6 separate regions of the Homo sapiens genome follow, and regions 1, 2, 3, 4 and 5 are each linked to region 6. Evidence: chromatin loops called from intact Hi-C (ENCODE). Cell type or tissue: endothelial cell of umbilical vein. All regions are shown on one strand. Links, peaks and the distances in the headings refer to the core of each region. The heading gives the core; the rest is flanking DNA. Region 1 overlaps LOC105369844 (a long non-coding RNA gene). Region 2 overlaps LOC105369844 (a long non-coding RNA gene). Region 3 overlaps LOC105369844 (a long non-coding RNA gene). Region 4 has its middle 170 kb from the start of PHLDA1-AS1. Region 5 overlaps LOC105369844 (a long non-coding RNA gene). Region 6 has its middle 96 kb from the start of PHLDA1-AS1.

Evidence for each region. Hi-C counts contacts between places; a loop is a spot of excess contacts. Peaks named below come from ENCODE experiments on the same cell type or tissue, not always from the same donor. Only the 100,000 strongest peaks of a DNase experiment are listed, where the experiment ranks them.
Region 1: it touches region 6 in a loop (5-fold over the local background); 6 of 110 quality-filtered maps call a loop at or near these places.
Region 2: it touches region 6 in a loop (5-fold over the local background); 8 of 110 quality-filtered maps call a loop at or near these places.
Region 3: it touches region 6 in a loop (2.8-fold over the local background); 7 of 110 quality-filtered maps call a loop at or near these places.
Region 4: it touches region 6 in a loop (7-fold over the local background); 3 of 110 quality-filtered maps call a loop at or near these places.
Region 5: a loop joins it to region 6, with 4 times the contacts of the local background. A loop is called at or near these places in 5 of 110 quality-filtered maps.

What each region holds. Positions count from the first base shown.
Region 1 is chr12:75,722,596-75,728,034 of GRCh38, forward strand. The region is part of intron 1 of LOC105369844 (a long non-coding RNA gene); the gene reads right to left. Among named protein-coding and RNA genes, the nearest start is that of KRR1, 210 kb to the left of the region's middle. In endothelial cell of umbilical vein, for the core only: no CTCF peak of the experiment used is centred there; DNase peaks (open chromatin) are centred at 2,476 and 3,046; H3K27ac peaks cover 2,738 bases.
Region 2 is chr12:75,813,189-75,818,627 of GRCh38, forward strand. The region is part of intron 1 of LOC105369844 (a long non-coding RNA gene); the gene reads right to left. Among named protein-coding and RNA genes, the nearest start is that of PHLDA1-AS1, 210 kb to the right of the region's middle. RefSeq lists a silencer at 2,335-2,394. In endothelial cell of umbilical vein, for the core only: no CTCF peak of the experiment used is centred there; DNase peaks (open chromatin) are centred at 2,393 and 3,903; H3K27ac peaks cover 494 bases.
Region 3 is chr12:75,632,883-75,638,321 of GRCh38, forward strand. All of the region lies in intron 8 of LOC105369844 (a long non-coding RNA gene), which reads right to left. Among named protein-coding and RNA genes, the nearest start is that of KRR1, 120 kb to the left of the region's middle. RefSeq lists an enhancer at 1-43 and a silencer at 2,867-3,161. In endothelial cell of umbilical vein, for the core only: no CTCF peak of the experiment used is centred there; DNase peaks (open chromatin) are centred at 1,799 and 2,999; H3K27ac peaks cover 698 bases.
Region 4 is chr12:75,860,551-75,865,989 of GRCh38, forward strand. No RefSeq gene overlaps it. Among named protein-coding and RNA genes, the nearest start is that of PHLDA1-AS1, 170 kb to the right of the region's middle. RefSeq lists a silencer at 2,459-2,753. In endothelial cell of umbilical vein, for the core only: no CTCF peak of the experiment used is centred there; a DNase peak (open chromatin) is centred at 2,621; H3K27ac peaks cover 2,148 bases.
Region 5 is chr12:75,524,628-75,530,066 of GRCh38, forward strand. It overlaps LOC105369844 (a long non-coding RNA gene), which reads right to left. Exons shown (of 16, transcript XR_007063375.1): 15 at 208-337. Among named protein-coding and RNA genes, the nearest start is that of KRR1, 16 kb to the left of the region's middle. In endothelial cell of umbilical vein, for the core only: a CTCF peak has its summit at 2,486 (motif pointing right); a DNase peak (open chromatin) is centred at 2,504.
Region 6 is chr12:75,932,089-75,937,527 of GRCh38, forward strand. No RefSeq gene overlaps it. Among named protein-coding and RNA genes, the nearest start is that of PHLDA1-AS1, 96 kb to the right of the region's middle. In endothelial cell of umbilical vein, for the core only: no CTCF peak of the experiment used is centred there; DNase peaks (open chromatin) are centred at 1,853 and 2,563; H3K27ac peaks cover 1,116 bases; H3K27me3 peaks cover 186 bases.

The sequences.
Region 1 (5,439 bases), core at 850-4,849, 210 kb before region 6:
CTGGGATCTGCCGTACACAGTCTCTTTTAGTGCATAGAAAACCTACTGATTATTTTGAAACAGTCCATGTCTTTTTCTTAATATTTATCATTAGTTTTCTCACACAAAAGCATAGGTTACTTCGGGGTTCTTATTAATCTGTAGTTGTATTTCATCAGTCTCCTACAAACAGATGACAAAAATGTCCACACTATTCAGTAAGTTGAACATTTTCATTGCGCCCCATTGTCCCAGCAACGAAAGCACATGTTCAGGATGAGTCATCCATTTCCTGCCAAGAACAATTGGCAAGCATACTGTGGCTTCCTTTAGTTTGTCACTTCTTTGTCTCAGCCATTTAATTTTTAAATCTTGAATCACGGTGTATGATTTTAATCAAATCTGTAATTATTATAAGCAAATAACTTCTTTAGTTTAAAGACAGAGGTTACATGTGAAACGTATATATAAGCAATTCAGGAATTTAGCATTGCCAAGTAATGATATGTGGCTTAGCCCTGCTTGTTTTTCAAGAAGCATCAGCATGGTTTGTGGTATTTCCTCACTGCCTAACTTAAGATGGGGCATCTTAAACATTATTTTGATGTTATATCCCTCCAAAACTTTGCAATGTTAGCTAGTTTAGTTTTGATGGATGGAAAAGTCAAAACAGCAAGTCTAAGGTCATGAGGCGTCAATGAGAGAACAAAGAGTATAATCTATGTGAAGGGCAACTAGCAAGAGACCCAAAATCTAACAACAAGCAGATCTTGACACCTCTCATGATAGATCCTTAAATTGTCACCACAGTGTTCCCTACTTAACCCAGTTTCACCTTCATTAATTCCCATGCCCCTTTCCCTAAGTTTTCTCAGACATCAAGCAGAGCCTTCCATCTCACCCGGCCTCTCAAGAACTTCACTCTCAGCATCTGCCAGAGTCTACCTTCCTCACTTCTACCCTCCATTCCCAAAGAGCAAGAAGGTGGATATGTGCCAGAAAAAGGCTAGAGATCCTTTACCTCAGTCTTTTAATTTTTAATCATTGGAAAGAGAAGGAATGAGTTACAGGAGAAAGAATAATGGATTTGGTGTCAGAAACCAAGATGAAGTCTGATTCTGCCACTAATCACTCTGTGACTTTGAACCACTCACCAAAATGGATTAATCTCATAAAACTTCGATATCCTCATCAGTAAAGCAAAATAGCACACTTGTTTACTGTGAGGTGCAAAATTCGTCAAATGCCTTTATAAACCACATGGTGCCCTGTGAATGTAAATAGTATGATGTGGATTCCTCTAGCACTGATGGCGAAGTGGCACTGAAAGGGCTTCTTAGGCTTCATAAACGCCTACACAAAAACCGGTCTTTATGCCCTCACTTTTCCCTAGAAGTCTTCATTAAGAGAAAGGTGAAAGAACCCGGTATACGTGGGCTAAATAAAAGAAATTTATTGGAAAATTTCTTTCTACTCTGTAATATATATATTTTATTTTAAGATAAATAGTTTAAATGTCCTGTTAAATAAAACTGATGCTTTGGGAAGCTGTGATATGTTTACCGCATGGCTTTTTGTGCCCCTGGAACTGCGCCCCATGGTATCCTGGGTTGTAGACCTCTCCTTTCCCCATATGTGTTTCCATAGGAAGCTCTCAAAAGCTGTATTATAATCATCTGATTACTGGTCAGCCTCTTCCTGACAGGCACTTTGCTTTACATCTTGTTTCTTCCTAGAGCCTAGCATAGTGCATGGTATATTTTAAGCATCCTATAAATATTTGCTAAAAATAATAAATGAATTAACTTTCTCTTTTCTTTTTTTTTGAGATGGAGTCTCGCTCTGTCCCCCAGGCTGGAGGGCCGTGACATAATCTAGGCTCACTGTAACCTTCACGTCCTGGGTTCAAGCAATTCTCTGCCTCAGCCTCCTGAGTAGCTGGGATCACAGGCGCCCGCCACCACGCCCGGTTAATTTTTTTGTATTTTTAGTAGAAATGCGGTTTCACTATCTTGGCTAGGCTGGTCTTGAACTCCTGACCTCGTGATCCGCCTCGGCCTCCCAAAGTGCTGGGATTACATTTTTTGGGAGTAACTGATAAATAATGCCCTAATTACTATTGACTTCCACTGATAAAAACTGAAAAGGCAAAGTGAGAGACTGAAGAGTTAAATGGCTGGGCCAAAATTCTAAGTCCAATGCTGGCTTTGAGCTCTTCCATCCAGTGCCCAGACACCTTTCCCTGATCCTAAAGAGCCTGCCTCTCAGCATAAATATTCACTTTATCACTGGTATGCCTGTCTTAATGTATAAACACTATTGATGGTTTACTCTGTGCATTTAATTCCTATAGTCCGCAATTATAAATATAAGAGACTTTGTTCCAGTTTTTGTTCTACATTCCACAGTGTCTGTGTCACACACGAATTTCCCTTTGAAACCAATGAGCATTCTATGCCAGAAGATATCCTGGGGATGGAGGAGGAAGGGAGGGAGGGGAGAGAGAGAGAGAATCAGAGTCACCATCTGTTGACAATACTCTTGTGCAGAGCCAGTTTTGAAGGTTAATGACATGTCACGCATCCTCCAGCGTCTGGTAACAAAAATAGGCTGCTCTCCCAGAATTCGTTAGGGAGTTGTGGCCCCATGGAAGATGTAACTTGTCAGCCAGCACTCCAGTAGGGTCCAGGAAGACAATTTCTGCCAAAAGCTGGATGAAATTTAATGGAGATCCAGGAAAAACAACTTTTACTAAAATTCAAATGTGGAAGTGATCATTTTTCCCTGAGGCCAGTAAAAAGGCTATAAATTATTGACTTTCCAAAATGACCCTGCGTAATGTTTATAAGGAACTCTTGCATTTCATCGCAATTCTTCAATATACATCTACTCCTTTCTCTATTTCTTTTCAGAAAAATTAAGATTGTAAGCTTGTAATGCAAACAGGTCCAAGGGTTCACCAAGGATCTGCCCATGGTTTTTTTAGATGGTTAAATTTTTGGCAGTGCAGCTGATCCACGGCAAATCTGGGTCTCAGCTTTATTGACAGCCTACTGTTTAATGACTCACTTTGCTGTCTCATCAAGAATGCACCCAGTGGAAAGGCTACACCTTCTCAAGTGTAATTGCATGCTTTCTCCACATCTCTTCTGGGCTCTCTTTAATTTTCAAAGCCCCACTGAGCAACCTTTAAAAATCTGAGCCCTTTCCCACCTGGTGCTCGATGCTTTAAGAGGAGGTGACTCTGACTGTTTTTCTGTTAACCTAAGAACAAACTGTCTTGTCCCAGCATGGAGTAGAGTGGCTTGAACAAGGACGTGTAAAAAGAAACAGAGCAAGGAAACTGAAATACTTCCAAGCTCTTCTGCATTCTGTCTTTATAGCATGACATCATTAATATTGTTTGAAGTAAAGTTTTTGGACTATAGCTCTGCCTAACTTCAAATATAAATGTAAATTACAAACAAAAAACTAAATGAGTGTTTGATTACTTGCCAGCTTGGAGTATCCAATCCTCTCTTATTCAAGAGCAGAATTAAAAATAAAAGTTTGGTGGTATGAGGTGCTAAAATGATCACTCATATAGAAGTCAGGAAATTTGGGCCATTTTCAGGTTCTTCTTGGGTGACTTTGTATAAATCACTAACTTCTGTGGGCCTCAAATTCTCCAGCCCTGAAGTTAAATTCAATTTAAAAGTACATTTTTAGCCACTAAAAATATTTGTCTAGATCAGCACTGTCCAATAGAACCTTGGCCAATGAAGGAAATGTTCTATATCTGCACTATCCAATATGGTAGCCCTAGCCATATTGAGCACTATTGCATGTGTAAATGTAAGTACTACGACTGAAGAACTGGATTTTTACTTTTATTTAATTTTAATCAATTTAAATTTAAAACAAACATGTACCTAGTGGCTACTATATTGGACAATGCAAGTTTAATTATTTCTAAGGCTCCTTATTAAAGGTTATGTTTTGATGATTACTTTTTTTTTTTTTTTTTAAATATGGAGTCTGGCTCTATCACCCAGGCTGGAATGCAATGGCATGATCACTCACTGCAACCTCTGCTTCCCAGTTTCAAGTGATTCTCTTGCCTCAGCCTCCCAAGTAGCTGCAATTATAGGCGTGTACCATCACACCTGGCTAATTTTTGTATTTTTAGTAGAGACGGGGTTTTACCATATTGGCCAGGCTGGTCTTGAACTCCTGACCTCAAGTGATCCTCCCTCCTCAGCCTCCCAAAGTGCTGGGATTACAGGCGTGAATCACTGTGCCCAGCCTATGTTTTGATGATTTCTCAACCTAGCTAATGACCCAGAGTGAATCTTTCTTTTTATTCTCACTACTGTAAAATTTACTTTATAAATTATTTGATATAAATAATCTTTAACAGTAATTAATCAGTCTGATTAAAAAATAGGAACTCCACATGAGAAAGATAAAGCATGTGAAAGAATTTTACAAATTTGAAAATGCAATGTAATTATAAAGCACTCTTAACAAAATCTCTGTTACACCTAACTGCACACCTTTCTTCAAGTGCCAGCTGATGCACATAGACCAAAAGCTGTTCTATCTCATAGTCCAAACCAATGGAAATACCTTGATGGAACCCTGCCGAAGGCCAAAAAGCTTAACCTTCTGAGTACTTTTTTTCACTGAGGTTTAAATAAATAGATTTTCAATTTCTTTTCCCCTCCACCACACTTGCCAAGTGTTTCTAACTAGATGTTACTATAATCTACACAACAAAATCATTCTTATTAATTATGCAATGCCTTATAACTGTTGCATGCATTTCTGTTGCTTCTCAGCTTTGCTTTGCAGCAGCAGAGCACGTCGAACATTGACCAGAAGAAGTCCAAAGGGATGACTGTTGTTCACCAGAGGCTCCCATTTTGGTCTGAGCCTGCATTTGCCTTTCTCTACTTCTGTTTAATTCCTTTCAGCCCCTAGACCTCCTCTCACTGACCTTTAGACTCTTCCAGCCCTTTCCACGTGGCATCTTAATTCTACCTTTTGAGTTCACAACACTATCTTTTTTTCCTCTGGTCTGTGTTTGGCTCCTCCTTCCTGGCACATTTACTTACTTCTGTACCTTCATGACTATCCCTTGTAATGTGGCCCTGGGATTTTCTCCTGGTGGGGAGCCTCAGCTGGTACAGCCTAGAGACTATGCCTCTAGCCCCTCCCCAGATTCCTGAGGCCTAGATTCCGGAGACCAATGGGTTTTAACAGAGAGAAAAGACTTCTCCTACCAACTATTGTGCAACAAAACATTTCCTGCTTTATCTTATTTTTTAAGTGATTCCAGGGTCTTCTATAAAAGATACATGGCTCATCATTTGGGAAAAGTTATTTCTTTTTTAAAATAACTTTACTATATGCATAACCAGCACAAAATAAATGACATCAACATAATCAAGAGAGTGAATATATTAATCACCTCAAAAG
Region 2 (5,439 bases), core at 690-4,689, 120 kb before region 6:
ACAGGAGAGTAAGTATATGGTGTAAGATGAGCTGAGGCCTAAAGGACCATGCAAATAGTGCTGGTTTCATTCTTAAGAGGGGGACTCATTCTAGACCCTTTCTGACACAGGCTGCTTTTTTCTATGGGCCCATTCAGAGTTTCATGATGAAGCACCAAACTCTCTTCACACAAAAGCAGCAGTGACTCTATATCTGGCTGCCATTTCCTGCCTTCCAATTGAAGTCTTTCCTAGTAAAGAGTTAGGACACCCCCAAACCTGGGCAGAACATATCCCCCACCCCCAACCACCAATGTCAATGGCTCAAAAGCTACACAAGTAAACCTTAAGTATTAGTAAAGCACAAATCATGTCACTTCCAGATGGAAGACTGTGTCATTCCTGAATCAAACACTCATTTGTGGTACCCATTATGGTGCCATTTGGCCCTACAAATCCTCTATACAGAAAGTGCAAATAATACACAAGTGCTCATCAGGTTAATCTGAGTGGTAGCTGTGTCCACGTGTGCCTGTCCATGCATCCCTCCCAAAGATTAGCTAAGCATCCGCTCCAAGCATCTTTCATCTGCTGAACCCTCTTGCTCTGCCTTTACTCTGGTCCTTATATCCACATCACTAAGAGGGAAGGTTAGTGTAGAAGACAGACAGGATGTATGAAGTTTGGATAACACAGGATTTGGGGAGTGTGGTCTTTCTGCCCACATGCACCCTGCCCTAAGTGAGTTATGTTCTTCTTTCCCCTTGTTTATTGCTCTGTTTTGAATTGATTCAATGAAGTATGAGATTCCAACATATTCATTCCAGCTATGAGCCTTCCTGTTCTGTGACCTCTGTAATAAGTTGCCTGGTATGGTACTTGTAGGCTATCCTTGCATCAGAGTGATTTCCCACAAGACATTTTATTGGCTTCATCTGTATTTTACCTTATGATTACATGCTACTATTCTTTTTTGCATTTTCAGATTTCCCTTTAATAATTTTGTAATCTAGAAAGTAAGTGTGCTTTTCAAAAGGGTAACATGATCTACTGTGTCTTATTGAACCCCAGGCACTAAGGGTTGAAACTAAGTTTTATCCAGACTAGTTTCCTGTGGAGCAACACAGCAAATAGGATGGTGGTCAAGTTTGCACAGGTTGGCTTCTCACCTTATGTAAGAATGTCAGAGATGGTCCACTTGCTGTCTGTCCCCTCACTCCCTGCTGTAGTCAGATGTTTATGACTTATCTGTAGACCCCAGACTCAACTAAAGCATAGGAGCAGCTCAATGCTGGGTTCTTGGTGCTAGCATCTACCGCAATTCAGGGTGAAAATACTGGGGTAGGGGAGATGACATTACGAAGACTGACTAGCCACTGGGCAAGGTGCTCACAGCCTCAGATGCTGGACACAATCAGCCGTGTGTGTCACTGTGGACTTGGCTAACTGTGAATCTCCTTCCTCTGGCATTTCCTATTTTTATTCTCAGAAGGTAACTATAATTTTAGAGGATGCAAAATGGCAATCCACACCATGTCATCGTTAAACAATTAAGGAATTTCACATTTTTTAAAATCCAGATTTCTTGCTTCTCTTGACAAATGAGAGCTCTGGACATGCAATCCCCCGTGGCAACAATAGGCTGCCCTCTTTAGATAGAATCCAACCACTCATGAGCAGTTCACTCCTTTACATTTCCTGCATCTCTCTCCTTGGCTATACTATTGGTTGCAGTATTCCTGGCTGTTGCCTCATGTTTTACAGAAAGTGCAATTAACCTGTTGTCTGTTCTCTTTGTCCAATTTGCAGGCTTCATGCGGCCCAGTTCTCTTGCCTGTGCTCTGCTCTCTGAGCATGAGTGCTGATATCCAGCCTGCCTCACTGTGCCTTTCCATCCCCCACCTTCCTGTGCATGCAGACCTCCTTACTATTGCTCTCTGCCTGGTTTCTCAGGTCCCTGTTTGACCTTGGCCAGTCTTCTAGTTGCTCTTCTCTTAAACCAATAATATGACCTGACACCAAGAACTGCTGGGGGACCTGCTTTTGATGACCTACTGCATTTTAACATAGGGGTCATCACACCAGCCTAGCAAACATTGTCAGAACCCCAGAAGCTTCTTTAAAAACTAGTCAAGTGTTTCAGTAGCCTGATACTAAATCCCTCCAGTCTGTGACCTATTCATTCGGTTGGTACCAAATGCCCCCTGAGGTTAAACAAGGCCCTGAAAAGATAATGAGATGAAATGGCTTGACCTTCAGGTGGAAGATCTCTCCTTTCCTTCCTAGCCTCTAGCTGGCTTAGATTATTTTTATCATTTTTCAAAGCAGCAACGTTTATTTCCTCTGCTTCAGTGAGCTGTGCAGATGCAAGGTCTGGAAGGAATATTTAGTGGTCGCCATGGTTACCATTAGTCATATGAAGTTATAGCGCATGTGCTGATTCCTCTCTTCACAGCTGTAAAAAGAAAGCACGCTTCAAAAAGCAGGCTTGCTAGGGCTCTGAAGACTTTAATTCTGTAATGGGTCCAGCTCCTCTGGTCATTTATCTTGATCTGCCAGTTTAATTAGCACTTTAAAGATTTTAGGCAGAGAAGATTTCATAGAACATGAAGCTAGATGGACATTTTGAGATTTAGCCTCACCTTCTGATTTTACAAATAAGGAAACTGAGGCCCAGAAAGGAGAAGGGACTTAGAGCCACACAGTGAGTCAATTAAAGTCATCAAAGGGGTATGCTTAGTAAGTACCAGGGCCAGGGCTCCTTCTAGCTCCGCTATATCTCCCAACCTAACTGGCAGACTGAGTCATGTGAAGCTCTAGGATGGACAAGGACTAAACAAGTTCAGTGCAAGGCAGGGAAATCTGATCTCACAAGAAGGGGTTGGATTCCTTAAAATGGGGCTTAAGCCAAAATCCAAAAAGGGTCTCCAAGACCATTTTAGGCTTGGAGTATCAACTGAGTTTTATGATTGGCTAAGTCCAGATGGCACAAACAACCACTATTTCAAAATGGGCTGTTCGTCTACTGGTTCTGACCAGTTTTCTAAAAAGTGGATGCCCCGCAAGTGCTGCAGCTCCTTCTGTGGGGCCTGACTTCTCGCTATCTTGCAATTTCCCTACTCTCCCAGCTCAATGTTCAATAGAACCTCACTTCCAATAAGCCCAGGACTATGGCTCTTCTGATGTTTTGCAATTGGCTAGATATAAAAATAAAATTGCACATAGAACATCTTGAACAAGGGTCAACTATCTTCACACTTTTTAATTTAAGTAAGACTTTCTGTTTGATGGACTCAATATTTAACGTGTTTTTGCCTGAATAACCTCAACATTGGATAACCTGAACAAACACTTCTTCACAGACCTTGTTTCTAGGTACTGTTCCTCACTAGAAGGAGCTAGGATTCCTTGGAGAGAGGAGGGCCAGAGCAAAGCAAGACAAGAAGGGTCTGGAATATCTTATACAAAAAAGTGTACAAAAAATGATGAAGGCTATGTCAAAAAGACTTAGGGCCAGCTTCAAGGGTACCTATTGGCTAAATTTGGGACAATTTAAGCTTCAACAAGAATTAAATGGCAGCATTGGATCTAATTCACTGAATAAAAATAAGAATCCAGCTAATCAATGTAGAAGAAGTAATAATAGTTGGTAAGTCAATCATCTTTTTTAAAAGACATCATAGTAATAACTGATTTTATCAAGATTCATCAACGGATGCTAAAGCTATAGGGTAAAAGTTTGAAGAAGACAGGATATTAAATAGTCTCAAAATATCTTCCTGTAGATTATAAAGAGAAATGGTAGTCTTCTAGTGGAGATACCTAGCAATCACCAGTTTATAAAAAGTGATCAAAGTTAATGTCATCAGTAATGTGTGCCTCTAGGTGGTGATATGTTGTTAAGGACACAACATCATTGTCATGGTATGCTTGCCAAAAGTGCATAATCTGAACTTAATGATGAGTAACCCTGAGGCAAACCCAAATCATGTGACATTTCTACCAAACGTCTGGCCTGTATACTTCAATAATGTCAATGTCCTGAAAAACAAAGCTAAGGAACTGCTTCAAATTAAAGGAGATTAATGAGCCATGACAACTAAATGCAATCTGTGATCCTGAATTGGATGCTGGTTCAGGGAGAAAACAAACAATTACAAAAACATTTTTAGGGCAATTATTAAAATTTGAGTATGATCTATATATTAAATAATAGCATGTATCAATGTTAAACGTCCTGAATTTGATGTTGGTACTATGGATCTATAAGGGGAAAAGGAGTATGATGTTTGAAACTAATACTTGAATGGGAAAGGAGGGAAGAAGAGAGAATATAAAAGAAAATGAAGAAAAGGTTAAAACAGGCAAATTCAGATGGGTTTAGAGAGTTAGTTCTTGGTACTACTCTTAAAACTTCTGTAAATTTGAAATGATTTTAAGTTAAAAAGTAAAATTTAGAAACTCTCCAATTTGAAGGGATCCTAATGCAGGTAGCAGGTAGGAGCAAACAAGACAAGCTCAAACTGACAATTTACAAGTCAAGAATTATTTAACTACAGCTCAAAGTTCTAGGCAGAAAGAAATGTATATTAATTTATTCTTTAAGAAAACATTCATTGAATAATATTAATAATAGTTAATATTTGTAAGCACTTTGTGTGGGTTACTTGGTTTCCATGTTGCAGCAGATTGCATTTTCTAAATATAAACATATTGAACTACATTCCATCCTACATGCTTTTCTTAAAATGTGATGTTTACAACTTACATCAAGAGATGGGGTATACTTTTCTTTTTCTTGAACCTGAAAAGGCCTTTAACTACTTTGACCAATATAATAGCATGGAAGAGATGGTGCATGACTTCTGGGGCTAGGCCATAAAAGGCATAGAAACTTATCTTGTCTCTTGGATTGCTTGCTCTGAGAATGAAAAGAAATGGTTATGCAAAAAATGCAATGGGGCCGGGCGTGGTGGCTCATGCCTGTAATCCCAGCACTTCGGGAGGCCAAGGTGGGCAGATCAAGGTCAAGGCCGAGGAGGTCAAGAGATCAAGACCATCCTGGCCAACATGGTGAAACCCTGTCTACTAAAAATACAAAAATTAGCTGGGCGTGGTAGCTTGTCTGTAGTCCCAGCTACTTGGGAGGCTGAGGCAGGAGAATCGCTTGAACCCAGGAGGTGGAGGTTGCAGTGAGCCAAGTTCGCGCTACTACACTCCAGCCTGGTGACAGAACGAGACTCTGTCTCAAAAAAAAAGAAAAAATGCAATGGGAACACACTGATGAGAGAAGAAATAATGTCTGAGTAAAGCTTCAAAAACAGATCTATTATGAGATCCCTCATTTGCCACATGAACCAGTGAGGGAGCTGCTGCAGGCCTACATGAGCCTACCAAACAAGCAGACACCCCTGCCTCACCTTTCCCTAAACATAATTATATTCTCTCATTGTGTTTTGT
Region 3 (5,439 bases), core at 656-4,655, 300 kb before region 6:
TGAAATTATTTTTAATTTGTGTAAAAAGTTTCGTCATTTTTTGAAAATTATAGCAGAGCTTATTTTGTTTCCCTCCTTCAAATTGTCTAATGCGATATTCAGTTGTTAATTCTTGAGTAACTTTTGATTCTTTGGTGGTGCAATCAAAATTGAAGACCACCAATTTATTCAAATGATATATTATTCCAGCCACTATAAGGAGTACCCTCAGTTAATACTGATTGTAAATGATTTCCCTATGCAAACTAACTCCTTCTCTCAAAGCCTTTTTCCTAGGACTTCAACTCATTTTATATGCTATTATGATCTGAGTGTTTGTGATCCGCCCCCCCCCCCCAAATTTTTATGTTTAAATTCTAATCCACAAGCGATGAGATTAAGAGGTAGAACCTCTGTGAAGTGATTAGATCATGAGAATGGAACCCTCATGGACCAAATTAGTGCCCTTATAAAAAAGGTCCAAGGTGGATCACCTGAGGTCAGGGGTTCAAGACCAGCCTGGCCAACATGGTGAAACCCCATCTCTACTAAAAATACAAAAATTAGCTGGGCATGATGGTGGGTGTCTGTAATCCCAGCTACTCAGGAGGCTGAGGCAGGGGAATCACTTGAGCCTGGGGGTGGAGGATGCAGTGAGCCAAGATCATGCCATTGCACTCCAGCCTGGGCGACAAGAGCAAGACACTATCTCAAAAAAAAAAAAAAAATGGCCCAAGAGAGACTCCTGGTACTTTCCACCATGTGAGGACACAGTGAGAAGGTGTCATCTATAAACCAGAAGTGGGTCCTCACCAGACACCAAATCTGCCCATGCCTTCACGTTCATCTTGGGCTTCCCAACCTCCAGAACTGTAAGAAATAAAGTTCTACTTTCTGTAAGCCACCTAGTTGATAGTATTTTGTTACAGTATCCCAAACCGACCAAGGCATATACCCACTTCGATGATATGCCATGATGGTAGCCAATGCTAGCACAGACTTAAGGCTTAATAAAAATATTATCATGTCACAATTCTGACCTCAGTAATAGTACCAGGCTCCTGGATCCATCGGTAGGGTAATTTGAGACACTCAAATGGATGGCTAAAGTTATGCTAAAGTGCTCAGTCCCAATCCACACTGAGACAAGGGCTTCCACTACCACCTCTGTCTCATGAACCCTATTTCAAAGAGCAGTGCATGTGCAAGAACCATTTTCTCACTCAATCCAAAAACCATCACCAAAATAATGTCTGGCAAACTGCATTCCACATCTTCATCCTCTAACATAAAGTGTAAGATGATAATATTTTTATTAGTGTGACATGATAATATTTTTTATTAAACCCTAGCATGTTAATACAGGTCCCCATTGCTAAAATCCTTTATTTTTGTATCTTCCTGACTTTCGGGGTAAGATACTGAGTTGAATTGTCTAAAGAGAAGAGAATCTTCTTTGACAGTTTTTGCCAAGTAGATCAACAAATGCCTTTGACATTAAAATACCATAAAGCCTAAACTGGATGCTCTTAACCCCTGGTGTCCTATTCTTATGGATTTTCTCCTAAACCCTCTGGTAATTCCTTTTTAGTATTTTTCTAGGGCTCTTTTTTCTCCCTTTTCTTGTGGGTATTAGCAGCCTCTCTTTTAACACTCTAGACTGTGGCTCACAAACCCAAGTGATAACACAGATCTGTAGATGACATGAATAAATGAAGCAGGTGGTAGGAAGGAAAAATTATGTGACTCTCTTACTCTTTACTTTTTCCATCTTTGATAAAGTAAAGAAATACCTTTTCTCTTAGAAAAACAACAACCACCACAACAGAAAACAAATACAAGCATAATTTTAAATGGCAGCTGGTATTCAATGTCAGGGAGATAAGAAGGAGTGGATGTGTCTATGGAAAACAGGAAGCAGCTGTTTCTCAGCTTCAGCCAATGTCAGCCAATAGGCAACATAACCATTAGCAAATTTTTTTCCATTTCTCAAGACAATCTGAAATTCAGGCTTTCATTTGAAATCTCTGATGTTTAAAAATTTGCTCGAGGATAACATATCTACATGCCAGAAATAGCATGCTAAAGAGAATACATCTCCATGACAGAAATGGTCAGTGGGTTGCCAGTTCGTGGCTTCTTTATCACAAATTACTAAAGGCAGTGCTTTTCAAACTGCAGAGGACAACCTACTGATGGCTGATGTCACCAATCTCATGGGTTGCAAGTAGCATTTTTAAATGAAATAGAATTGCATAGAAGAAAATGGAATAGAAAGCAACAGAATTTATCACATTTAATGGGGTAGGAATTGTAAAAGGAGATCTGTGTGTGTGCATGTCTGTGTGTGTCTGTGTGTGTAGTAGGTCTCTGTAGGTCTCTGTAAAAAAAAAAAATCTACTGCTGACTGTAGTCAATACGTTTGAAAGTCACTGCCTTGGTAACATTATTTTACCCACTTACTGTCATATGACATTTAAATGCCAATGGTTTTGAAAAGTGTATCTATAGGCTAGATTTTTATCTTGAACTCAGACCCATATTTTCAACTATCTACCAGATATTAGCACTTGGATGTTCCACACGTCCCACAAATTGAGTAATAGAATGATTAAAATAATGGGCTTTGTAGCCAGATTTGAGTTTGAATTGTGGGATTTCTCAGCCTGTTTTCTCATTCTTAAAGTCGGAATAATTAAAACCTCAAAATAGTGCTGTAAGAATTTATGTCCTTAGAACAGTGCCTGGCTCACACAAAAATAAATAAATATCGCTTGAGCACCAACCACGTTCCAGGTATTGTTCTAGGCACTAGAGATTGATGAGAAAATTCAGCCCCCCCACCATATGAGACAATGCTGCTTTTCAGCGGTTTGAGAAAAAAGTTGAAATCAACAAAACATCCCCTTCATGTTTTACTGCATACATACAGTAATCCTTTTAAAACGTATTCCATCAGCAACCTTTTCAAACAGCACTTTGAAGTTTACTGAGTTATGACCACAGAATGACCTTCTTCCTGCTGAGTGTGAGTAAGCCTTCTCTCCCTGCCCCAGCTAACCACCAGGCAATTCTCAGAGAGGTCTCAGTTTTACTTGGGTACAAAATAGAACCTCTAATGTTATTGGGTGAAGGAACTTGTGTGCAGCGTTCCCAGGTTCTAGTGAATAAGATGATGTCCTTTGCCCTTGTGAAGTTTGCTGACAGTGACCACATAAACAGATACATACATGACAGTATAATTTCAGCTGATATCGTACTGTTGTAAGTATTGTTACAATGATGATGATGATTGTGATGATAAAGTAAAACCATAAACACATTATTTCCCCACTCTTTCTCCTTACACCTACCTCCTTCTCATCCTGTATTTCTAGCTGGATGAATCACATCACCTTTCACACTGTTGCCCAAGCCAAAGGCATCTATCTAGTCTATAGGCTCTACTCTATATTTCTGAAATCCATCTACTTTTCACTCTTACTATCATTGTGCTATGCCAGATTCCTACCATCACTTGCCCAAGGTTCTGTGGCAAACTCCTGATTGGCCTTTCTGCTTCCAGATCCATCCCCTCTTAATACATCATTCACATTGAAATCAGACTCCATCTAGAATGGATCTAGCCATGTCTGTTCATTTCCTAACCCTTTAAGGTCTCCCCATTGTCATCTGTAGAAAGTCTAAGCTCCTGGTGGATTTACCAGACCCTTCGTGATCTTAGCCTTGTTCAACTCTCAAGCATCATCGTTCTCAAATTCTGTCTTCTTGTTAATTAGAATGACTTACATAAATTTTTAAAGTTCTCTTTTACTTCCAGGCTTTTATCTAGACTACTCTTCCTCCTGGAAATCTTTTTGCTCTCCCTGCTTTTCTTACTTCCAACATTCCCTGCACCCCCCGCCACACCCACACACTTCCACCCTTCAATTAAGTGCACTTTGAAATTGTTTGTTTTCTTGACTCTCTCCTCTTAAGGGGAGATGTCTTTATTGGCGTATTCCAATTAACTAAAGTAAAATGCCTACGTCCCTGTATTTGTTTCCTATTACTGCTGTAACAAATTGTCACAAACATAATGGCTTAGAACAATATAAATTTATCATCTAATGTTCTGCAAACCAGAAGTCTGGCAGGTCTCATCAGGTTAAAATCAAGATATTGGCTAAAATCAAGGCATCAGCTAAAATCAAGGCACCAGCAGGACTGCATTGTTGTATTCCTTTCTGTAGGGTCTAGGTAGGATCTATTTCCTTGCCTTTTCCAACTTCTAGAGATCATGCATATTCCTTGGCTTGAAGCTGCCTTCTTTCTATTTTCAAAACTAGAATAGGCGAGGGAAGTCCTTCCCACTTGGAATCACTCTGATCTCCTCATTTGCCTCTCTCTTCCATTTTTAAGGTCCCTTATAATTACATATCACCTGGATAGTCCAGAACAATCTCCTTAATTTAAGATCATCTGATTAGCAACCTTAATTCTATTTGCTGCCTTAATTCCCCTTTGTCATATAAGGTAATATATTTATAGGCTTCTGGGATTAGGACATGGATGTCTTTGGGAGGCCATTACTCAGACTACCAGGGCCCCCATTAATGGCTCATAAATTGATATGCAAATAAGGTGTCCAGTGGATCATTACAGGGGCTGCTGTGGTGAATGGCTGTTATTCTTGCCTGCCTATCACTTATTTTCTTTCTTATGGCAATGACATCTTCATATTCCCAGAGGAGCTCCTTCTCCCCCAACTTCACACAATCTTAGTGGGTGTATTAGTTAAGGTAAGGCTTAATATCTAGTGCCAAAATTTCAGTTGCCTCAAAAAAAATTTTTTTAATGATTTCTTGCTCACATAAAGGTCCAATGAGTATTTCTAGTATGGCTATCCTCCTTTGAGTAGTTCAGAGGACTCAAAGACCCTGGTTCCTTCCATCTTGAAACTTCTCCATCGCAAAACACAATTGCCAATGTCATCTGGGAATCGTCTTCGATTTATTCATCTGGAGACAGAAAGGAGCTTGAACATGTAGGGAAGATTTCTATAGGGCACATCAGGAACTGGCATATATCATTTCTGCTCATATTCTAATGACTGGATGTCAGTCCCATGACTATACCTAATGAGAAAAGAGATTAGAAATGTGTTCTGACCATGCTCAGAAAGACAGGAAATGGATAAGAAGACCATCTAGCTGTTTCTGCCACAGTGAGACTGTTAAACAATAGCATCCAGGACTCCCTTGGCCAAGGGTTGCAGTTATAACCTAAATTCATTCAATCAGAAAATAAACCTTGAAAGACTGTCAGTTAAAATTGTGTTTAATTACAGAAACAAAAAACCACCACAACTTGGCAGCTTAATTGAGTAAGGCATTTTAGGTCCAAAATAATAATTTTGGGGATAGTAGGCCAGGACAGGTATACCAGCTCACTGATGTTATCAGACAGGAAAGCCCCTTC
Region 4 (5,439 bases), core at 855-4,854, 71 kb before region 6:
AGCCTGGGTGACAGAGCGAGACTTGTCTCAAAAAATAGTAATAATAAGTAAAATGACTTCTCTAAATGGTAGCTATTTATCCCCTCTTATCTCAAAACAGAGTTTGGATAAGGTAATCACAATGTATTTTAGAATTCTGTGAAAAACATGGAAGAGATGAATAAAAAGAGGGTGGGACAAAGAAAGGGACTAAGAATTTTTTTTGGCCTGGCGTGGTGGCTTACACCTGTAATCCCAGCACTTTGGGACGCCAAGGCAGGTGGATCACAAGGTCAGGCATTCGAGAACACCCTGGCCAATATGGTGAAACCCCGTCTCTACTAAAAATACAAAAATTAGCCAGGCATGGTGGTGCCTGCCTGTAGTCCCAGCTAGTCAGGAGGCTGAGGCACAAGAATCACTTGAACCTAGGAGGCAGAGTTTGCAGTGACCCAAGATTGAGCCACTGCACTCCGGCCTGGGCAACAGAGCGAGAGACTCTGTCTCAAAGAAAAAAAAAGATTTTTTAATTGCCATTGATAAAAATTATATTTTTAAGTTTTAATATGAGTAACCCATCTAAAAGTGGGAATAAATAAAAATCATACTGTTAACCTAGTACAGAGGTTCTGAAACAGCAATCCATGCAGACTAGGTACATCAGAATCATCTGAGAAGTCTTTTTTTGTTTTTGGGTTTTTTTTTGTTTTTTGAGGTGGAGTCTCTGTCACCCAGGCCGGAGTGCAGTGATGTAATCTCAGCTCACTGCAACCTCTGCCTCCTGGGTTCAAGCGATTCTCCTGCCTCAGCCTTCCAAGTAGCTGGGACTACAGGTGCCCACCACCATGCCCGGCTAATTTTTGTACCTTTAGCAGAGACGGGGTTTCACCATATTGGCCAGGCTGGTGTCAAACTCCTGACCTTGTGATTCACCCACCTCGGCCTCCCAAAGTGCTGGGATTACAGCGTGAGCCACCGTGCCCGGCCAAGAAGTCTTTTTAAAAATATATTCCCAGTTATTTCCCCCAGACCTATTACAACACAATTTCGCAGGATGGGTCTGGTTATCTCTATTTTTTAAAGCTCCTTGGGTGTTCCTGATATACAAATAGACTTGAGAACTTCTGACTTTGTAGACACTCTCAGTATTCGAGGCCTTGTACCAAAAATTAGTGAGAGCTTTTTAGCCAGCTACCTGCTTAGGGTACTAGGACAGTAGTGTTGGTTTGTTCTATTTGATTCAGGTACTTCTCAACAGTAAGAGAAAACTTTTTTTTAACACAGGACCTGATGAGAAAAATGAGACAATATATAAGGAAATACAACCTCCTATGATAAATGAATTGAATCCATATACCTTACTTATTGTAAGCAAAAATACGTATGGTAAAATATAAATAATCACAGGTTTAAATGTCCTCCTCTCTAGAACATTGGTAAAGCCCTTAACCAGGACCACTTGGGAGAGAAACTCTGTCCTTATCTGAGTCCAAATCTGCATCTTATTTTATAGTTTTCATCCATGAAGGTCTTTTTTGGCTGTTTCCTGTTGTCAGTGCTAATATGCTCATTGTAAAGAACTTTGAGTTTTTATGTCTACAATTACTCAAAGTCCAATGCCTAATACACAGGTTTTCTTCCATTTAAGTCATCAACTATATTTCTAGTATTGTTCCAGTCTCTGCTCGTAATTGCTTTTGTACGAGCCTGTATAACCAAAGAAACTTCTAAAGATACAGTCCTCTTATATGACCACTTTCAAATGGAACTGTTCCGCTCAAAGCTTCAGATCTTTCCTCAGGTGAGGCAGAGAGAGAAATCACTTCTAAATTGAGCATTTAGCCTTCATTACTATATTCCCTATATCACAATGTACTGTAAATGGTTCACTTATCTTGCATTTATCCCAAGGTACTATAAATTTATGTTTAATTATTTGATTGTTTATCTCTACCATGAGTTATAATAAGTCTAGGAGGACAGGGAGCATCTGTATTGTCTATTGCTGAATCACCTATACCTAACTTGATGCCTGGCTCACATAAATGTTTCATAAATATTTGTTGAATTGAAGAATGGACGGATGGATAATTGTTCCCTGCTTTTCCACAGAATATTTCCTACAAAGTTACTATCCACCCTTGAGGCCCCAGAGAACAGACAGGGTAGCACATTCATTTGTGTGTGTCCTCAGTACTGAGACCAAGGGCTGACACAGAGTAGTTGTATAATGAATGTTTGATGAATGACTGAATAACCTAAGGCAGAGTTCACTAAGCCATATGATTCATTGCCTTGTTGTTCAATACCTTCCACAAAAGAGTTGCCTAAGCTTGTATATAATCTGAATCAAATCAGAGGATTCAGCAGAAATTCTCTGAACTTGAATAGTCTGGCTTGTGAAACAGCTGAATATCTAAACATTCCCAAGTTCCCAAATTGTATGTAGACTAAATAATTTGCAACCAGGAATTGTCCTTGTTAGGGAGATTAGTGCTGAGAATATCCCAATTTGTACACTACTAAGTCCAAGAAACAAATTACATGTCTATTTGCCAGAGCCATGGTTTCTGTATGGCATCATCTCAGATGAGTCAGGACCAAAGAGGTCATCAGTATCAGAAATGCAGTGACTGATTTCCTGCACCGTTGAAGGCTGAGAAATAGGATTTGGGAATTGAGCTTTATAGTCCAAATATTCCTTCCATCACCTTACCCCCCCATAAATGCATGCACTCAATTGAAGTCAGATTACTCAGGCTGACTATAAAAGGCAAGATTTTCCTGTTTCCATTTTCAAATATAAAATAGCCACCTATAGGAAATAAAACATGATTCACAGTTAGGTAAATACTCTATTGTTAGTGAGTCAATAAACATGAATCAGTCGTATACTTATAAAGACAACCTGAAAGAATTTGAGGCATAGGATAACAAAATAAAAATTAGAGCTAACATCTGTTGAACATTTTGCTGTTCACCAAACATTGCACTAACAATATGGAATATATGACAGTTAATTTTAGGTATCCACTAGACTGGGTTGGGAATACCCAGGTAGCGAGCAAAACATTATTCCCGGGTGTGTCTGTGACGGTGCTTCTGGAAGAGATAAGCATTTGAATCAGTAGACTTAGTAATCAGCAGACTTCCATCCAGGCTCTGCACCGACTAGATGATGATCACCCACATCCTCTGGATAAAAAGCCAGAGGGAGAGTCAATTCATTCTCTTCTGGGTTGGGGATAGCCATCTTGTCCTGCCCTCAGACGTCGGAACTCCAGGTTCTCAGGCCTTCAGCCTTGGACTGAGAGTTGCACCGTTGGCTCCCCTGTTCCCAGGCCTTTGGACTCAGACAGAATTACACTACCAGCTTCTCTGGTTCTCCAGCTTGCAGACAGCATATCAGGATTTCTCAGCCTCTATAATCACATGATCCAATTCCCTTAATAAATTCCCTCTTATATCTATATATATCCTATTGGTTCTCTTTCTCTGGAGATCTCTGACTAATACAGAATATATCTTTTAAATCTCCATACTAACCCAAGAGGTAAAGTCTATTATTATCACCATTTTATAAATAAGAAAACTGACATCCATAGAAGTCAAATAATTTTCCCCAGATGACACATTATATAAAAGAGGGGCCAGGATTTAATCCCAGAAAGATAAAAAGGTAAAAATCTAAGCCAATCATTTAACATCTGAGTCAAGAAGCAGAGAAAAATCAGTGAACACCTTTAAAAGTTCTTTTGGGGTTAAGGGAGTCTGGCATACAAGTAGGATTTCCACTTCTATGCAGTTCAGACAGGAAAGGAGATGGTCCCAAAGTGGTAGGTGTGGCTGGGAATACAACCAATTTGAATCAAAAGGAGGAAAGAAAATCAGTTCCAGATCCAGAATACTATGTGTCTCTCCCAAGGCCTATTCCCCTCCCACAAAAAAATTGTCCAATTTTTAAAATTTTCTCTTAAGGGTCACATCTATAAAACAAATCACTGGAGGCTCAGAATAGGTACTTTTTACAAATATTATTAGCTCCTGAATATAGGTATCTTACTTACTACTCTTAATACATTTTGAAACCATGAGAATCACTAAATAAAGGCAGATCTTTTACCCATGATTCACCTACTAATCCAAAGCATCCAGCTAAATAGAATTCCCATTATTTCCAATAACACTGCTCTGCTCAGAAAGCAAGAGGCCTAATCATAATCTACTCTCCGGTAGCCTCCAACAGGTGAAATGTGTTCAACAGTCCCCAGCCTTCAGGAGGGCAATTCAGTGTGCACGTAGATACAGCCAATAGCATCTGTTATCTGTTCCATCAAGCTTGCCCAAGGGGTGGTGTTCAGGAACTCAAACCACGTTTTTCCCCTGCTCTCACGTCGACAGCATAACAATCAACACAGAAGACTTCTGTGACCCCAAAACATGTGAAGATTTCTCCCCACTAGCAAACAAGGAATCCATTCTGCAGCAGACAACAGCTCGGTGTCCTCCAATTCGATTCCGGCTTTATCTGCTTGCAGACAGCGTCAGATCCCACAAGTAGAGGGCTCAATCATGAAAACTGGCCCCTGCTTCAGCCACCAGCCACAAGCCCAGGCCCTCAGAAATTTGACTGACCAGCTTTAAGTTGGGGTTTCCATGACCCACCTCTTTGGGCTCAATTAATTTCATGGGATGGCTCACAGAATTCAGGGAAACATGTTTACTGGTTTACTATAGAGGATATCACAAAAGATACAGATGAAGAGATAAAGGGAGTGAGGTATGGAGGAAGGGGCACAGAGCTCCTCAAGGTACACCAGGAACCTCCTCATGATCAGCTATCAGGAAGCTCCCCAAATCCAGTCCTCCTGAGCCTTTTATGCAGACTCCACTGGATAGGCATGATTGAAACATAGAAAACCATGTAGAAATGTGATTGGACAAAAAAGATGTGATCTAAACCCAGCGAGGCCCGTCTGTTCAGATTCTTCTTGGCCTCTCTGTGCAGGCTTCCTTCCTCTAGGGTATGAGTCAGGACCCTCTCTGGAATATAAGTTCTTATGACCCACAAGTAGATTGAGTCCTGCCTTGGGCAAGTGGAAGGAGAAGGTCAGAGAGTGATTCTGTTTCCTGCGGCCTGCACCTGAGACCTAAAGTGCCCCATCATTATAACAAAGGACTATAAAAGGGCTAATGGAAGCTATAAGCCAGGAAACCATGACATTCATATATATAAACCATATATATGTTTTCATTCATATATATAAACCATATATGTTTTCATTCATATATATAATGTTTTCATTTATATATAAACATATATGTTTTCATCCATATATAAATATATATTTGTTATATATATGTTATAAAATATCACAGGTGACACAAAGTAATGTACCTGCAATTTTTTCTTTGGTCCTTAACTGCTCTGAGGAACTAGTGTAGCCCTGATTTTCCTAT
Region 5 (5,439 bases), core at 875-4,874, 410 kb before region 6:
TAGGCCCTGAGAATTTGCAGCCCCCCAACAAGAAAGAATTATTGAACCCAAAATATCAATAGTGCCAAGGATAAGACGCTCTGGCCTAAAGGTATTCTGAGTTGCTGTTATTCTACTTTAAAGGGCCAGTAAGTGCCTAACCAAGCATGCCATGAAAGCAGAGTTATTTCCCCCACCTTTTTTTTTTTTTTTTTAAATTTAACCTACCTAGGGCAGTATTAGTTTGGTACCAAAGCCAAAGATTCCAGATGGCTGTTCATTATGATGCTGGGCTCCTCTGTGGACAGGTCTCCATTTTCCTCAACCATATCATTGTGGAATTCTGTTGCCTCATGACCTGAAAAAACACTGGGATTTGTACATACAGTGGACCCTTTGGGTTGAAAGACACTCATTACGGCTTGAATATTAGTCTCTTCAGGCCCCAAGCCAATAAAACATTCATATTTTCATTGGGAATCTAGCCTCTCCTATAATTTACATGCAATCTTCCCTCTTTCTCTTTGTGATTGTTCTCATTGATAAGGACCAGCTTTGATATAATTTTCAGTTTGAACGTTCTTCCCCCTAAAGGAAGCTGGAATACATTCCATGGTATTAGGTTCCACCATAGCAACGGAAGGCTTTTTATTGCATGCATGAATATTCAGGATTTAATCAGTGGCATGTGAAATGTATTGATACTACTGAGAATTATTTTATGCTAATAGAAAAAGCAAACGACAGTCTTTTATTTGTAAACATAACACTGAAAGAACACTTGAACTTTTCTGGAAAGCAAATCTTTAGTCATTTGTTGAAGCTATATGCCTTTCCCATCCTTTAGGTGGCAGTAACTGCAGATGGCCCATAATAAAATGAACTTTTTAAGTGAAATATTTTAAACATTTAATACATTTATATTTTTAAAAATGATTTCATGATGTTAATAAGATGGTGGCATTGCTACTTCATAATTTCAAATTCTCTAATTAAAAAGTCTAGCTACCTGACACTGGGAGGTGTGTAAATGCAGGCTTTAACATAATACTTTTTATCATCCAACAGTGATTTTAACCTCTTTTTGTTTACCATTCCCTTTACTATGTGATGAAATACAGACTCTTTCCCCAGAAGAGCACATGTTTGCATAGACATAATAGCACTCTTCCATAGAATCCCTAGAGGATCAGGCTACCAGTTTAGGGGGCCTTGCCTTAAAGCAACATGAGAGGAGTGTCTCAGAAGCCTGAATCTGATCTTTTAAGCACTAGAGTGTCCTGCTCTTAGAGTTGCCCAGGGGAGGTAGAGGGGATGGAAGCACTCTTTACCTTTAATAAATAAGCATATGCCTTCTTCTACAATTATGATTTCAGTATGATTAAATAGTTGCATAGAACTATACTTCTCAAGACTCCTTTGACGGAAAGTCATAGAAACTCAAAGTAACTTATGTAAAAAAGAGGATTTATAGTCCCATAACCTGGATACTGCATCTAGGAACTCAACAGTGTCATCAAGACAGTAATGCCCTCCCTCAATCACTGACATGTTCTCTCTCTCTTTCTCTCTGTCCCCCTTCTGTGTCTATCAGCAATTCTAGGATGTACATTCTTAACAGAAGAAGAGCTTCTTTTTCTGAAGAGTTATATCAAAAGTCCCAGGTGACCACTTATGTTTAGTTTTATCAGTATTTATCAGTTCCATGCATATTTTTGTTTTTATGGCTACTACACACACACACACACACACATACAATCTTTAAACAAGATAAAGTAGGCTTTTCATATTTTATATGACACATTGTACATTATACTTAATAAACATGTATGTAATTATTATATAACTATTTTACATTAGTTACATTCATATAATGTATAGGTATATTATATATATACAAAATTATATATATAATGTGCATGTACTTATGAAACTTGCTTTTTATGTGGAATATATTGTTTTTAGATATATTCATCTCGAATCCATGTAATGCTAGTTCATTCTACCACAGTAAATAACTTTTGAAATTTGTTTATAAAAGACATTGTGCCTTCCATCTTTGTTGCATTCTCTCTCTAGCTCTTTCTCTCTCTCTGTCTCTCTGGGATCACTCATTCTGGGGAAAGCCAGCTGTCGTGTTGTGAGCAGCCCTGTGGAGAGGTCCCTGTGGTAAGGAACTGAAACCTGTCAACAGCCACATGAGAGAACTTGGAGGCAGCTCATGTAGTTTAGTCAAGCTGTCTGATGGCTGCAGCCCGACCTAATTGCAGCCTCCTGGGAGACCTTGAGCTGCAAGCTCCCAGCTGAGCTGCTCACAAATTCCTGACCCTCAGACACTGTGTAAATGTTTAAGTTGCTAATTTGGGGGATAATTTTTACACAGACAAACATAACTAACACAATATTGAAGCAAATCTAAGAATTTATCAATATATCAGGTTTTGGTGGGGATACAGACATGAAATTTTTTCTCAGTAGAAATAGTTTTCCCTGGTTCTTGCCACTAGAGGGCAAATGGTCACAAATAATGGCTTTTTCTATTTCCATACAACTCAGATGTCCGATGCAAACATTCTTAGAGACCATCTGCTCTGTTGCCTTACAGATGAGTATACAAATGCCCACAGACATTAACTTACTTGTTCAAGTTCACACAGGCTAGATCTTAACGTAAAAACTCAGCTGCAGTTAATAACATACAAACCAGCTATTTTTAAATTTTTTTAAATTTTTGTGATATACACCTGTACACCATACATCTATGTATATATATATATACACCTATGTGTATACATCTATACATAGGTTTATATATTTATGGGGTACATGAGATGTTTTGATACAGGCATGCAATATGAAATAAGCACATCATGGAGAATGGGGTATCCATTCCCTCAGGCATTTATCCTTTGAGTTCCAAACAATCCAATTACACTATTTAAGTTGTTTTAAAATGTACAGTTAAGTTATTATTGACTATAGTCACCCTATTGTGCCAATCAGTTAACTATTAATTAATGCTGCTATTTCTGAAAGTCACTAGGTACAAATAAAGAAGGCTTTATCTTTTTTATTTCAACTAGCATGTTAAAATTCCTAAGATCACAAAATTTATGATAACAACCATTGCCATTTATTGGGTACCTATTATGAACAACTTATTATACACATGTGCTACATGTCTTTTCATTTAATCTATCTAATGAAGCTTTGAAACTTACGCCTATCAATGCATGAGGGTCAGTGTCTTGTCCAAGGACACGTAGCTAGAAAGAAGGAAAACAAATTTGATTCTGATAGACGTTAAATCTCTTTGCAATATTTTTCTTAGGGCACAGCTCATAGCCTCTGATTATACCAGAAGTTTGTTGCTTCTGGAAACTTTTAGTATGTTGAGACATTTAAATGATTGCCATATAACATTGGAACAGAAAAGAAAAAAATTGATGACTCTCCTTCCCTTTTTCCCAGAAAAATTCTCTCTCTCTCTCTCTCTCTCTCACACACACACACACACACACACATATTGCCTCTTTCCTTCATTCTAGCAGACCAGCTTTGTGATACTGGTTAACCTTCCTAGAGCTTCATTTTGTTGCACCTTCTTCATTTCTAAAATAAGAATACACCTACCTCTTTTAAGCTCTCAGCAGGGATGCTGTGATGATTAATGAAAAAGTCTTCATGAATCTCATTTGATTTTGCAGAAGACAGAAGTTTAATAAAGCTGAAGAATCATTATAATGGTAATTAGTCATATTTTAGGACAGATGGGCAAGTGTCTGGCAGTGGTGGCTTAGCTGGAGCTGTTGCCACACCAAAGCAATAAAATAATGTCAATATGTCAGCCACATCAAGTCAGACGCAAAGAGGGTGCAATAGCAGCCTACTTCACACACTGCTTTGTTCATCATCTCTGCTTGGCACAGACTGGGACAGAGTTACAGCATTTCTAAGACAGACAGGCAGGCAGTTCGAGAAGAGCCACCTCATTATTGTGGCATATAATCTCCAAAGATAGCCACCACTGATAGCTTCCTTCCTTGTTGATATGCATGTTACTCCTCACACTAAGAGAGTGAGGAGCCCCTTGAATCTGGCCTGGCCCTGTGACTTGTTTAGATCGAGAGAATACTGTGGCTATGACTCTGCTAATTCTAGGTCCAGCCTTTAGAAAGACTGGCAGCTTCTGCTTCCTCTATCTTGGAAGAATGATGCAGGATAAGAAGTTCAAATACCCTGAGCCCATCTCACTATGAGAAAGCCCAAGCTAGCCATGTGGAAAGAGGGACAGAAACAGGCCTGACCAGCTCTCGGATATTCCAGTCATCCCAACTGAGGTTCTGAATGTGAGTGAAGAAGCAATCTTAGACATTTCAGCTTCAGTAGATACCATGTGGAGCAAAAGAACTGTTCAGTCCAGATTGTTTTTAAGCCATTGTGTGCTGGCATGTTTCTTATATAGCAATAGATATTTGAGACACCTATCAACATTTAAAATAGGGTCATATATCTCTTGATATTCTCTCTTTGCTAAATGAAGTAGAGGATTTCTTCAGAGAAATGAAATAAGGGAAAAACAGTAAGAGTTTGATACAATTGAGAGGATAGTTGCCTTTTAGAGGATACAAATTTTAGTTTTATAAAAGTCTGATTAAGATAGAGCAGTTATCTTTTCTTTGTTCACTCAGGCATTCATGCTCAAATATTTGTTGAATAAATATATTGCTTACTATACATCAGACATATGGATTATACACACACAGTCTCCAACTTACGATGGTTGGACTTACATCATAACCTTCATAAATTGGAGAGCCATCATGTTTTTCACTTTCAGTACAGTATTCAATAAATTGCATGAGATATCAAACACTTTATTATAACATAGGCTTTGTGTTAGATGATTTTTCCCAGCTGCAGGCTAATATCAGTGTCTGAGCACATTTAAGATAGGCTAGGCTAAGTTCTGATGTTCTATAGGTTAGGTATATTAAGTACATTTTCAATTTAGATTATATTTTCTAACTTATGATGGGTTTATCAGGACACAACCCCATCATAAGTTAAGGAACATCTGTAGGGCTAAGTGAGATGGATAATGTCCCTGATCTCATAGTGCTTATATCCTAATTGGGGAAGACGAATAACAACCAAAGCAAAAAGATAATTTCAGTTGGTGATAATGCAATTAATCTGGGGAAGGGTAATGTGATAGCATTATCAGAGTCTTTCTAAGGGTTCCCCACAATGCATTAGCAATAAACTAACAAACAGAAAAAAATAAAGAAAATGTTCATCCCGAGATTGTAATACAGTTTAATTATCTGTAACCTAATTAGCAGTTTCTGGGTATGAGTAAACACAATTCATGGTGTGGGCAGGGCTTTCCCATTTTGTGCTTTGAGTCTTAGCTTTGTTAACACTGAAACTGATCTGGTGGGGTAGATTTTTTTCCCC
Region 6 (5,439 bases), core at 654-4,653:
ACATGTTGACAACTAACTGGAGCTAAAGAGAAAACAGCTGACTTGATCACACACACACACACACACACACGCACCCCTACATTCTGTGAATGCACACTCAATACATAAAACTGCCTCACTCACTACACAACCAGCCTGGATCCTGGCCATAGAATATACCTTTGTTCTTTGCTTATCCCGAACTCTAATTTAGTTCATCCTCCACTAATTTCCTACTTGGAGTCAACTGTTCACACTTATTCTCACTTCTTTTCAAAGTCCTCTTCTCTTTAACTAGCACTGTGGGCTTCTAGTCAGCTTCTCACCATGGTCCTTTCTACATTGTTGACACACTAAGTGGATGCCTCACCCATCTTCCAGCCCTGGAGTCATTGTTCAAAAGAGAAGCAGGATTTTCTGAGAGGTGGCTAAAGTTCAGGAGGCTGTCAAATTCCTGTGACACTAAAACCAGGAATATAGACTGATGATGGGAGATTAACACTTTCATAGCACCATCAGTTCCTATTTTCCTACAACCACATTCATTGCTATTTACCTATTTTTATCAGCCATTTTTGACCCTTCAGACCCAGAAAAGATTGGCAACTAAAATAAGCTATGCAAAAGAAAAATCCAAAGAATACTTTTTCCTCCTAAATTAGCAGACCCAACATATCTAAATATTAAACACCACCTAAAAACAAGGCAGTATTCAATAAAAATCTCTGCATTTCTTCCCACACTATCTACCCAGCAGGATGATACAAAAAATTATAAAGAAATAGAGTCCAAAATACAACGCTTGCATAAGTTTTAAAAGCATTGCTTGATATGCAAAGATACTAAAAAACAAAAGAAAAAATGTGCTATATTAAATGACAAGCAAAAACTTGATCGCTGTATGTTAATTATGTGTTATTCCAAAGAAATACAGGAAGAAAGGCTATAGCTGAAAGATCAAGAGTTGGCAGAATTGTTTATTGCTAAATTCTCTGTGAAGCAGCCTTATAAATGAGCCTTTCAGTAAATTCATTAACTAGCTGGTCTCAGTCTTAAACTGTCTGGCAAGGAATTGTGCTTATTGGCTAATAAGGCTAGCAACACCCTAAATGTGTTTGCTCATATACATTAATTCACTCAAAAAGTAATTAACGGGTCTAAAAGACTCAGTTCTGGGAGTCCTACTGACGTATGTGGTATAGCCATCCCATATTTTCCATGTTAACAAACTCTTTTCCATTGCATCTGGCTGAAGGCATCGCCTATCCTGGTGTTTATGACTCATGTAGTAGGGCCAAGACTGTTGCTCAAACAAGTTCTGATGGTTGAAACATTAGCCAGCAAGCCCCTTGGCCTCCCAGAAGCTCTAAGATGTCTTACTGTACCTCTTTCTCTGAATATCCTAAAATGCTGCTAACACTCGTCCCCCTGAACTATTATTGCTTTAACTGTATTTAAGGATGTTGCCTACAATTAGCTTTGAATATAGCAGTTTAGAGAGCAATATAAAAATGGTGTAAATGGTCAGTGAATGCATGAATGATCAATACATCAGAAAAGTGAAAAAAAAAAAAACTGGAACTGGTTAAAAGTTTTCAAAATAATTATTTCATAGGAACATTAATGAATACTTCATCTGGTCTCATGAAAAAGGAGTCAAGATCAAACAAAAGGAGTGTCTAATTATTAAACAACTATTTTTCTATGTTAGTGGAAACAAATCAAACTCTCAAACAATATGAAAACTATTTGTATACCTTTGGGAATATATATAAAAAAAATATGTGATGGATTCAGCTATGAAACAATGCTTTGTCTAACTGCCTGGTTACATGGTGCCTGAATAGAGGGTGAGGATGAGGAAAGAGATGACAAATCCACAGGAAATGATGAAAGAAATTCAGCCCAGGATTTGAAAATTACAATAAGTAATCTGCAATGCAGATAATCTACATAAAGAGTAAAGACAAATCACTGAAAACAGGCTGCATGCGGTGGCTCAAGCCTGTAATCCCAGCATTTTGGGAGGCCGAGGGGGGCAGATCACCTGAGGTCAGGAGTGCAAGACCAGCTTGGCCAACATGGAGTAACCCCATCTCTATTAAAATACAAAAATTAGCCGAGCATGATGATGGGTGCCTGTAATCCCAGCTACTCAGGAGGCTGAGACAGGAGAATCACTTGAACCCAGGAGATGGTAGCTGCAGTGAGCCGAGATCACACCACTGCACTCCAGCCTGGGGGGCTGAGCAAGACTCCATCTCAAAAAAAAAAAAAAAAAAAAAAAAAAAGAAAAGAAATTACTGAAAACAGCTAACTTCAAATTCAGCAAACTAAGTCAGATTCCGCTATGGCAAAGAGTTTGCCAAAAGTTATACTTTTGACCACAGTATTAGAATAGGAAGGAAGTAATACTGAAGACAAAATTCACTAAAATATTTTGGTTTCAGTTGGAACAAAAACATTCTCCTTTAAGGAACTGGTATTGTGGAGACTTGATGATATTCTAGGAAATGAAATGAGATAATGTTTTCGAAATAGCCCCACGATAATGTCAATGAGTAATTTCAGTTCTTATCACCATATGATGTGGTTAGTGAGCAGTACTGATACGGAGGGGAAAAAAAAGGTGTCAGAATGTTAAAAAAAAAAAAAAAAAAAAAAAGCCTCCCTCTCTCAGGAAAACAGCAATCAACAGCTACTGCTGCTGGACAAAAACCTAACACTTCTCAGTCATGGGGGAAAAATGTCTGAAAATGAGTTTCACTGTTTCTCAGCAAATGTTGGCTTAAATATCTTGGCTGTGCCCATCAGAATACCTATGCCCAGCTTCATAATCATAAAGAAAACAGGATTCCAGGTCATTTGTGCTACAAGAGACTCAAAAGGTCATTTGGCCCATGTCCAAATTGACACTAACTTTTCTCTATTACACAGCACACAAACTGCAGAGTCAGATCTATGGAACCAGGTCTTTCTCCTCTTCCTTGATCTATTTCTCTTCTTCTTTTAAAAATAACATAGATTGGCCAGGCATGGTGGCTCATGCCTGTAATCCCAGCACTTTGGGAGGCCAAGGCAGGTGGATCGCCTGAGGTCAGAAGTTCGACCCCAGTCTGGCCAACATAGTGAAACCCCATCTCTACTAAAAATACAAAAATTAGCGAGGCATGGTGGTGCATGCCTGTAATCCCAGCTACCGGGGGGCTGAGGCAGGAGTATTGCTTGAACCTGGGAGGAGGAGGTTGCAGTGAGCCGAGATCGTGCCACTGCACTCCAGCCTGCGCAATAGAGTGAGACTCTGTCTCAAATAAAAAAAAAATTAAAATAAAATAAAAATAACATAGATCAGGGTAGAAATATTGCTGAAGCTCAGTTGCAAATCTACGAAAGTACAAAAAGCTACCCACCTTGGTTCCATTTTCTCACCTCCCATTTACTTCTCACATAGTGTAACTGTCTCTGGGACACTTTTTATCCCTGCCTATTTCAGAGGTTTCAAATTTTCTTCAATGGTTCCTCTTGCCCCCAGGCCAGAGGTAGGGGCTCCCTTGGCTCAGCTTCTATAGCAACCTCCTCATACCTGTGTCACAGACAGTATTTATTATCTTGTTATTGTTGTTGCTTTAGAGACAGTCTCCGTTGCCCAGGCTGGGGTGCAGTGGTGTGATCATAGCTCACTGCTGACTCTAACTTCTGAGCTCAATTGATGCTTCTGCCTCAGCCTTCCCAGTAGTTGGGACTACAGGCATGCACCACTGCACCCAGCTAATTCTTTTATTTTTTGTAGAGATGGGGTCTCACTATGTTGCCCAGGCTGGTCTCGATCTCCTGGCCTCAAGCAATCCACTCGCCTCTGCCCCCCAAAGCTCTGGGATTATAGACATGAGCCAACACACCTGGCCTACTTTGTTTTTTAACCATCCTGTAATCTTCCTATCTCTTACCACACTCACAACACTGTGACTTCTTGGAAACAGTGATTTTGTCTTATTTATCTTTGTGAATGCCATTACACCCAGCCCATAGTGAAGATCAATAACTGTTTACTGAATAAATAAATAAATGTTACAAACTTTTGATCCTCTGAATGCTGGGAAAAAGGAGACAGCCAAAGTAACATGATGACACAGGATAATATATCTAGGCTATCTAAATATTTTTCAAGCAACAAAAGATCCCAATTTGGTGCTACACAATTTTTGCAATTAAAAAAAATCATGAAAGAAACTGCTAACTCTCAGACAGCAAATTATGCCCATTGCTTAAAATTCAATTAGCCTCTGCCTTTCCTCTTACTAGCCTCTCTGCCCCAAATGCCCCCTCTACAATTTATTCCCTGCCACCCATGTTCAAGGCTCAGCTCCTACATCAGTCCTCCACAGGACTTTCCTTGACCCCTTTGCAGATCCCAGTGTCCTTTATCATACCCTCCTCTGAGGTCTCACAGCATTTTATCTCTACCTCTCTTATTTGCCTCTTTACTGCTTGCATTTTACTTATTAGATATTTTATCTCCCCTGCCTCACTGAGCAACTTAAGAGAAGGGTTTCTATATACTCTGAAGATGCCTAACATAGCACCTTGCCCAAGGCAGAGCCTTAGTAAACAGTTTTCCAATTGCTAAAACAGGAAGTTCAGATTCCTTTCTTAAAGGCAGTAAGACACAAACAAATCATCATCTGCAAAATGAAGAGGAAGTCCTTTCCAGCTGGGACATTCCATGACCTGGGGAGCCAGGTCTGAACACTGGCCAGGACCACAGATACATCAATAGGTAAAGGACAGAGTAAAGCAGTGAGCATGGCCTATCATGAGAGATGTTTCGAGGCAGATAGATAAGGAGAGCACCTAACTTGGACCGGGGATTAGAGAGGAATTTCTAGTAGAGGTGACCCCCCTTTGACCTTAGCTAGAAGGTTGAGTTAAACAAAGGAAAGGAAGAACATTCTAATTGGAGCAGGCAGCATGGGCACAGGCTTAAGAAAATAGACCCTTTTCGGAAATGCAAGGAGTTGGGTTGTAGGAAAGGAGATGGGGAATGGCTGAAGAAGATGAAGAGGTAAGACTTCCCCAAGTAAAAAGAGCTTTATATATTCGCTCCCACACTTCTTTGTTTCACTGGAGGAATGGAAAGCTATTGGAGGGTTTCTTGCAGCATGGTAACCTGATTGCTCGGGGAGTAGTGTGGGAAGAAGATCAAAGGATCCTATATAGGAGGGAGAATGCCCTGTCATGGCCATTGCAGCAATCTATGTAAAATATGAGGAGCTTTGGGGAGGAGAACATGAAAAGAGAGTAATGTTAAGATTAATATCACTTGGTGGTTCATTAGACATGGGAGTAAAGATAGCAAGGAGACAGAGGAAGGCATCAAAGATAATTACCAAATTTCTGGCTCAGGCAACTAGGTAGACAGGGCTATCATTCACAGAGATAGACAATGCAGGAAGGAGAATA